2 separate regions of the Mus musculus genome follow, and region 2 is linked to region 1. A link is a contact called in ENCODE POLR2A ChIA-PET data. All regions are on one chromosome and are shown on one strand. Each heading gives the region's core, a stretch centred on a gene start or an enhancer-like site at or near the end of the contact. The rest is flanking DNA. Distances are from core to core; before and after follow the strand shown. Region 1 holds the start of Plekhh3 (pleckstrin homology domain containing, family H (with MyTH4 domain) member 3). Region 2 holds the start of Cntd1 (cyclin N-terminal domain containing 1).

What was found. ChIA-PET counts read pairs that join two places held with the same protein, here RNA polymerase II (POLR2A).
Region 2: POLR2A ChIA-PET joins it to region 1 with 20 read pairs in Patski. The contact joins the promoter of Cntd1 here to the promoter of Plekhh3 in region 1. POLR2A ChIA-PET finds 5 or more read pairs at or near these places in 3 of 5 experiments (Patski and embryonic stem cell).

Annotation. Positions count from the first base shown.
Region 1 is chr11:101,169,560-101,172,948 of GRCm38, reverse strand. Plekhh3 (pleckstrin homology domain containing, family H (with MyTH4 domain) member 3) reads left to right here and starts at 1,577. Exons shown (of 13, transcript NM_001346769.1): 1 at 1,577-2,224. The coding sequence starts at 2,063.
Region 2 is chr11:101,277,470-101,280,858 of GRCm38, reverse strand. It overlaps Cntd1 (cyclin N-terminal domain containing 1), which reads right to left and starts at 1,656. Exons shown (of 7, transcript NM_026562.2): 1 at 1,379-1,656. The coding sequence starts at 1,553. Coa3 (cytochrome C oxidase assembly factor 3) reads left to right here and starts at 1,911. Exons shown (of 2, transcript NM_026618.2): 1 at 1,911-2,145; 2 at 2,407-2,889. The coding sequence starts at 1,932. The coding sequence ends at 2,519.

The DNA.
Region 1 (3,389 bases), core at 328-2,827:
ACAGGAAGATCAATAATAATAACAATATCCTGCCTAAGAAGAAATAGAAAAATGTCAAGGTGGACTTTTCTACCTAGGATATATATATATATATATATATATATATATATATATATATATATGAATGAGGGGGATTGCAATTTGCAAATTTTCCGAGAGGTGTTACTGGGCCTGAGCTCAGAGTGTGGGGCGCTTGCCCACTCTGATTATTTCCCCTCGGGGATCAAGCCAAAGGAAATGAGCATAGCTTGCCAGGAAAGGGGAGGTTAGATATCAGACAGAACTCTCCAGCAGGCAAGTGTCTAGGATCTTGAAGAGGAAGGGAGGTTATAGTTGTGGTCTGGCCCTCAGAAATCTCAGCATACACCACTTCAATCTGGAAGTACCATAAGGATGGCTTCTAGAGATGGTGCATTGATTTCTGGTCCTTGCTTTGCACAACTGCCAGGATTGTGCTCCAATGAGACAGTTCTTCCCAGTTTAGAATTCGGTCAGCAAAGTCAGACCACCGCTCCAGCCTGGAGTCTAGGGGCAAAAAGGGCGTGGCGTCCCTAGGGAGGCGTTGGCCTGAAGTCTGCACTTCGTCCAGCCTAGCCTAGCCCAGCCCGGCTAGTCGTGTGTCCTAGAGCCTCTGGCGGTGTAAAAGACTTAAAAATTTGGCCTCTTGGAGTCAGAAACGAGGAGAAGCTCGAAAACTGCGCAGATCCTCCAAGAGGCGCACACTACCCACCGGAGCGGACCTGGAACCCTCCGCCCGTAACCGCGGGAATCGCCGCTGAGTCAGCAACGCGCTCGAGTATGTGCGCGCTCCCACTGTCTAAGCTGTAGCGCGAACCCCGCCCTGTATTCTTTAGCGCCCTTGTTAACCCCTTCTTGTTCAGAAATGCAGCATAGTCGCCCTGAGAGGCCTCTGATCTATTGATTTTCTTAAACCACAGAATCCCCGAGCATGCCAAACCACTCTCCCCATTCCAGTTCAATGCCCTGTAAATTCACTTTTATTTCAGATCTTTGTCTGAGGCTTCCAGGAGTTCCTTTCTCAGCTTTTTCATCTCAAAAGTGGAGGTGGCTAAGATCTAAATCTGGACCCTTTTAACTCCAAGGATGGAGCTGCCTTTGCAGCTAGCTAACTCTCTCACACGCAGGTGTGGAATGCCTTGAAGGTAGTAAGGCTCTTTGTAGGGATTCCAAGATGTGACAGGTAATCACAGGTCAATAGCCTAGCTTCCTTCCAGCTTTATGCCCTTCCTTTTCCAGACCTTCGAAAAGGGTTTTTTAATTTGCTGCTTGGTGAGCCAAGAGTTAAAACAAGAGCACGAAGGCGGTCCTACGTGACGCCACAGACACCCCGTGTCCGACCTCAGAAGCTCCCTCCCCAGTCCCCCCCCCCCCCGCCCCTCCCTACTGTCACTCAGCCAGAGACACATGATGCAACCCGCCGCGGTTTCAAGCTTGGGATTGGTCTCCCTGACCGGCGCCAGGAACAATGATTGGGCAGAGGAGGCTGTGACGCAACGTAGACCCTACCCTGTGAAGAAGGGAGGAGAAAAAGAACAGGGAAGGCGGAGGGAAGGAGGGGGGGCAGAGAGGGAGGCGGGGTCTGGGAACTCTGCCCGCGCCCCCAACGCGCCAGTCCCGGGGCTGCAGGGAGCGCAGCGCGCGCCGCCCGGGCCCCGGCCACCGGACGCCCTACCGGACACCACCCTCCTTGGAGCTTGGACAACCGCCCACCACGATTGCTGCACCAGACACTGCTCCTACAGAGCTGGACACTACAACGAACACTACTTCCCAGCTCCGGACATTGCTCCCGGCTCCCTTCCCCCGGCCCTGGACGCTATCTCCCCCCTCCTCTGCCCGGGCCCAGACAGCGAGCCCCCAGCGGGCTCTGGTGATAGTCCTTTTGCACCTCAGCGCTGGACACTGCCTCCTTCCGGCCCCCTTCTTTCCTCTCGTCACACCTCTTCTCTACCCAGTTCGGGTCGGAGTACCTCCAGTTTCTCAGATTCCCTGCTGCTCAGGCAACACTGCCTGCGCCCCCATTCCCAGGCTGCTCGCCCGGATGCCTCTCCCCGGGGGATTGTGGTGGCTTCTCTGCTGCCGTCGAGGCTTCACTCTTCTGCACCGGGACTACGGGGACGGCGAGCTTAGCGGGGACGGGGACGAAGACGAGGACGACGAGACCTTTGAGCTAAGGACCCCGAGTCCAGCGGGCGGCGGGAGGGTAAGTCTACAGGGATTTAGAACCGAGTTCAATCTTTCTCACTACAACCGGCCGTCACGCCTGAGCCTGCTCCATACTTGGGCCAAACGCAGTCCTCTTGGCCAACTGCAAATGTGGGGGAGATTCTTGTCTGAGGGCCAGAGCCCCGGGAGCTCCAGGGGCAAGTAGCCCTACTAGGGATGCGCCTGTGGGCTTCGCGCTGCACACAAGGCGCTGTCCACCTGCTGGGGGCCCTGAGGCAGAGGAGGCGTCACGCGTGGCCCAACCTGGCCCTGCCTCTCCCTTCCCTGCCGGGCCCGCGTCCCATCCCGTCTCCTTCCGCCTCCGCCAGAGCCAAGGAATGTGGCGAGGCCGGCTGGGCGGCTGGAACGCCTGGGTTCGCTCTGCTCTCAGTTCAAGAGCACTGGGGCCAGATGCGGGAGCTCCCACCGCAGTATCCTGGGCGAGGGCAAAAAGACATCCTAGAATTGGGGTCTGCATCAGGGACCCCACAAAGAAAAGGCTCGGGACGATGGCCCTTTGAGGACTTCTCATTATTCCGCCACTTAAGACAGAACTCTCTGCCTTCTCTGGTGAGGTTCCTGGGAAACCAGAGGGAATGGGTGAGGGTGACTTGGTGGCTGAAAATTTTTTTTAATCAAATCTCCTTTGGGAGAGAGACACTCAGGCACAGTTGGTGTGTAAGACCTCCATCTTTCGAGGAGACCTCTCTCACGTCCTTACCCACCAGAGGCAACCAGGCTTCTGTGTGCTGTGGCCTGGGTCCAGCTCCCATTTCCCCCCAACCCCGCTCAGGGGTCCCCAGCAAGTCCGGTGGCTCCATTCCTGGGTGGGGCGGGCGGCACCGCAGCCAGTGCAGGCGCCAGCACCTGGCGAGGCAGAGGGCAGATAAATATAGAGGGGAGGAGGAGGGAAGCAAGGGACTGAGATTAGGGGAGTTGTGGGGGGTGGGGTGGGGTGGGATCAGTACCTGCCCTCTGGTAGAGGGGTGGATAGCCCCACTCAGAACCTCCAGAAAAGAAACGGGTAGGCTCCCAGGGAAAGAGTGGGACCTGGGAGTCCCCAAGTTTCCCGCATGGATAGGATCCCTGTCAGATAGGCCATGGCCTCCCTCGTGCCCCACCTCCACCCCCTCCTAGGAGCTCAGGGACAGGTGTCCCTGGTC
Region 2 (3,389 bases), core at 407-2,906, 110 kb before region 1:
AACAACTGCCCCCAAACAAACATCACATTTCCTTATTCTTGCACTGTGTGTAAGTGCTGCTCCAAATGGCACCACGAGGCTGCCAGTCTCTGAGGCTCAGCCCTTTGACAGTCATCTTTCCCATCTTCATCTCTTAAACGAAAAACTCAGATTTTTAGATTTTGCCTCTGAGCTGTTTTAAATCCACTCTTGCCTTCCTCTCTGTCATCACTCTGACTACACACAGGCTCCCCTAGCTCACCTCCCAACTCAACTCCAGCCTTTAGACCACATACAAAATCATTTTTACCAGGGGGAAAATGACAGCCACATTGGCCCCCTCATTTACATTTCAGTGGCTTCGCTCAGCAGAGATGGCTTAGCAGTTAAGAGCACTGGCAGGTCTTCCAGAAAACCTGGGTTCAATTCCCAGCACCCACATCAGGTGGCTCACAACTGCCTATAATTCTCAATTCTTCTTTTTTCCTGCTAAAACAAGTATAAAGTTCTCTCCCCTGACAGACATTCAGACCTCTGCTTGGAATGTCTCCAAACTACTTTCCTGGCCTTACTCTCTATTGCTTCTCCATATGCTCTGGTCAACCTGGACAACTAAACCCTCCGCTCCCAGCCTCCCTCTTGTTTTCCCAAGTTTTATTCATGGTATCATTCAATCCCTGGACCTCATCTTACCACTCCTTTAAATTCTCATAGTAGCTTGTATTCTCTGTGTCAATCACTCTAACCGTTATTTGTATCCACTTGCTCATATGTTAACAATTCCCACCTAAAGACTACATAGTTTGAGAGCAATGGCTAGATTGCAGTTCCCTCTTTCTATACCAGGCAATGTAAATGATAAGCACTCTAAACACGTTTATGGAAAGAAGAGTAAAGGGGGCTGGTGGTGGAGAGATGGCTCAAGCAGTTAGAAGCACTGGCTACCCTTCTAGAGGACCAGGGTTCAATTCCCAGCACCCATATGGCAGCTCACAGCTGTCTATAACCTCAGTTTCAGGTGATTGGATACCCTCATACAGACATACATTAATTTTAAAAGGGGGGGGACTCCCCATGATGCCGTGTGCTTTTAATCCCAGCATCTGGGAGTCAGAACATCTGTCAATTCCAGGCCAGCCTAAGCTACAGAGAGTGTTCCAGGTCATGACTCCACAGTGAGACTTTGTCTTTAAAAATAAAAATAAAAAAAGGCACGTGGGGAGTGGTGCAGGGAAGTGGGGGTTAAGAAATAAAAAAAAGAGTGCTAGTAAGCCTCGTTCATCGCTTATAAGCCCCACGACCTCGCACAACAAGAGTACTAGCAAAATATTTGAGTGAAAAACAAAGATCAACGCTCCCCTGCCTCCCGTAAACCTGACTCCCCACTCTGCATCCACACCCACGATCCGGGTCTCCCTGAAGCTGCCCGTCCGTCCCGCAGCCTCCTTCACGGCTTGCTCGTTCTGCTGGGCCAAGTGAAGCAGGGCGTTTTCGATAGTCTCTGTGGTAACCACTCCGAACTGAAAGTCACTACAGTTCACCAGCCTGGGCCTCAAGGGTCCTTCCATATTCATAAGTCTTTCGGAGTACTTGGACAGTTTACGGGATCCATAAACTGGCCTCCTTAGCTTATTTCCAGAATCTTCTGCCACACCTTGGATTCTTCCTTCCCTTTCTATATGTTTGCCCTCGCTTCGAATCTGAGAAAAAACATAATGTCCACCACGGCTTCGAACGGTCAACAGCTTTTCGCGCCCCAACTGACACAGAGAGCTCAGCCAATCAGAAAGCAGGGCGCTTTTCACCTTTCCTGTCCCTCCTCTAGGGCGGAGAGACCCTGCCTCTACCCAGAAAACTCCACGTGGACTACAGCTCCCAGAGTTCCTTGCTGAAGTCAAAGACTACAATTCCTGGCGAGTTCCGGGCTTGACGGCTTAGGGCGGAGCAGCAACATGGCGGCCCCTGGAGCTGGTGACCCTCTGAATGCTAAGAATGGAAATGCTCCATTCGCTCAGCGCATCGACCCGTCGCGGGAGAAATTGACCCCAGCGCAGTTGCAGTTTATGCGGCAGGTGCAACTTGCCCAGTGGCAGAAAACACTGCCACAGCGGCGGACCCGGAACATCATGACCGGCCTGGGCATCGGGGCCCTGGTGTTAGCTATTTGTATCCGTCCTGGCTATACCGCATATGGGGTTAGGGAAAAGGGAACAAGACGTGTAGCTTTTAATGTGCGGGCAAATGAGGTTCATGCCTAATCTTACTATATATACGCAGCGCGTATTGGCTTAGTAATAACAATTGGTTAAGGGTTCAAAAGGAGCAAAAGGGTGGCAATCCAAAATCATTAATTTGGGAAAACAGCAAGGGTGGCTAGACGAAAGGAATGCCCATGTGCTTTGTGGTTTCCTGAACCCACTCCGTCAGATGGTTACACCTTCTACTCGGTGGCCCAAGAGCGTTTCCTTGATGAGCTGGAAGATGAAGCCAAAGCTGCCCGAGCCCGTGCTCTTGAGAGAGAGCGAGCTTCGGGACCCTAACTGTATGGACCATCTTCAAACTGCTGGATCCCCTGTATATGTTGAATGATGCCTGGTGGTCTTACAGCATCACTGGCACACTAACGTCGGACTGTGTGATTGAGCCCAAGAAGCCAGAGACTATGCATTTGGCCGCTGCCAAGGGGGGGATTGCTCACTTCACGTGCAGTTTGTCCAGTTACTCAGCCCTTTTTATTTCCTTGTTTGAGAGGTATGCAACCTTGCCTTTACCCAAACTTTGTGGTTTACCCCTTCACCTCCCAGGGGCCCCGACTCTTAAGGGGGAGGGTGTGGCTTAACTGCAGCGTTGGAACCTTAAAGTGGGAAAGATAGGGTCAAGTTAAAGTAATAAAATGAGTCATGTCTCCCGAAGCCAAGCTAGTGTGTGGGGGCAGAGAGACATATGGCACTTCACGCTGGAAAGCTCCCTGGCACTAGCTGCAGCGGTGGCATTGCCCCAGGGAGCTGTAAATGTTTAACTAGAATTACTTTTTCCGTGAGATCTTTCCACCTGATTTAAGGGAGAGATTACTGGACTGTTTGAGACTGACCCAGGTCTTAGGGGGTAGAAGAAGGTCACTCTTCTGTTCTCTGCCTTCAAGAACAGACTCTTAATGGCACGGGCCTTTTCCTGTCTCTAGCTTGGTAGGTGAAGGATGAGCAAGGAGTAACTTCATTCTTTTAACATTTACTGGTACCTGCCTATACAGGCCTAGGGTGGGGTCTGGAGGGGATCATGCCTTGGCCATTGGATCATTTGGTCATGTAGTTTCCTCATGACCTGGTGGCAAAAAGCCAGAAAGCTGGGCCGCTTCCATCCTGCCTTCCATTGTGAGAGGAGAATGGCTTCGAGTTCCTCACCCTTCTTGC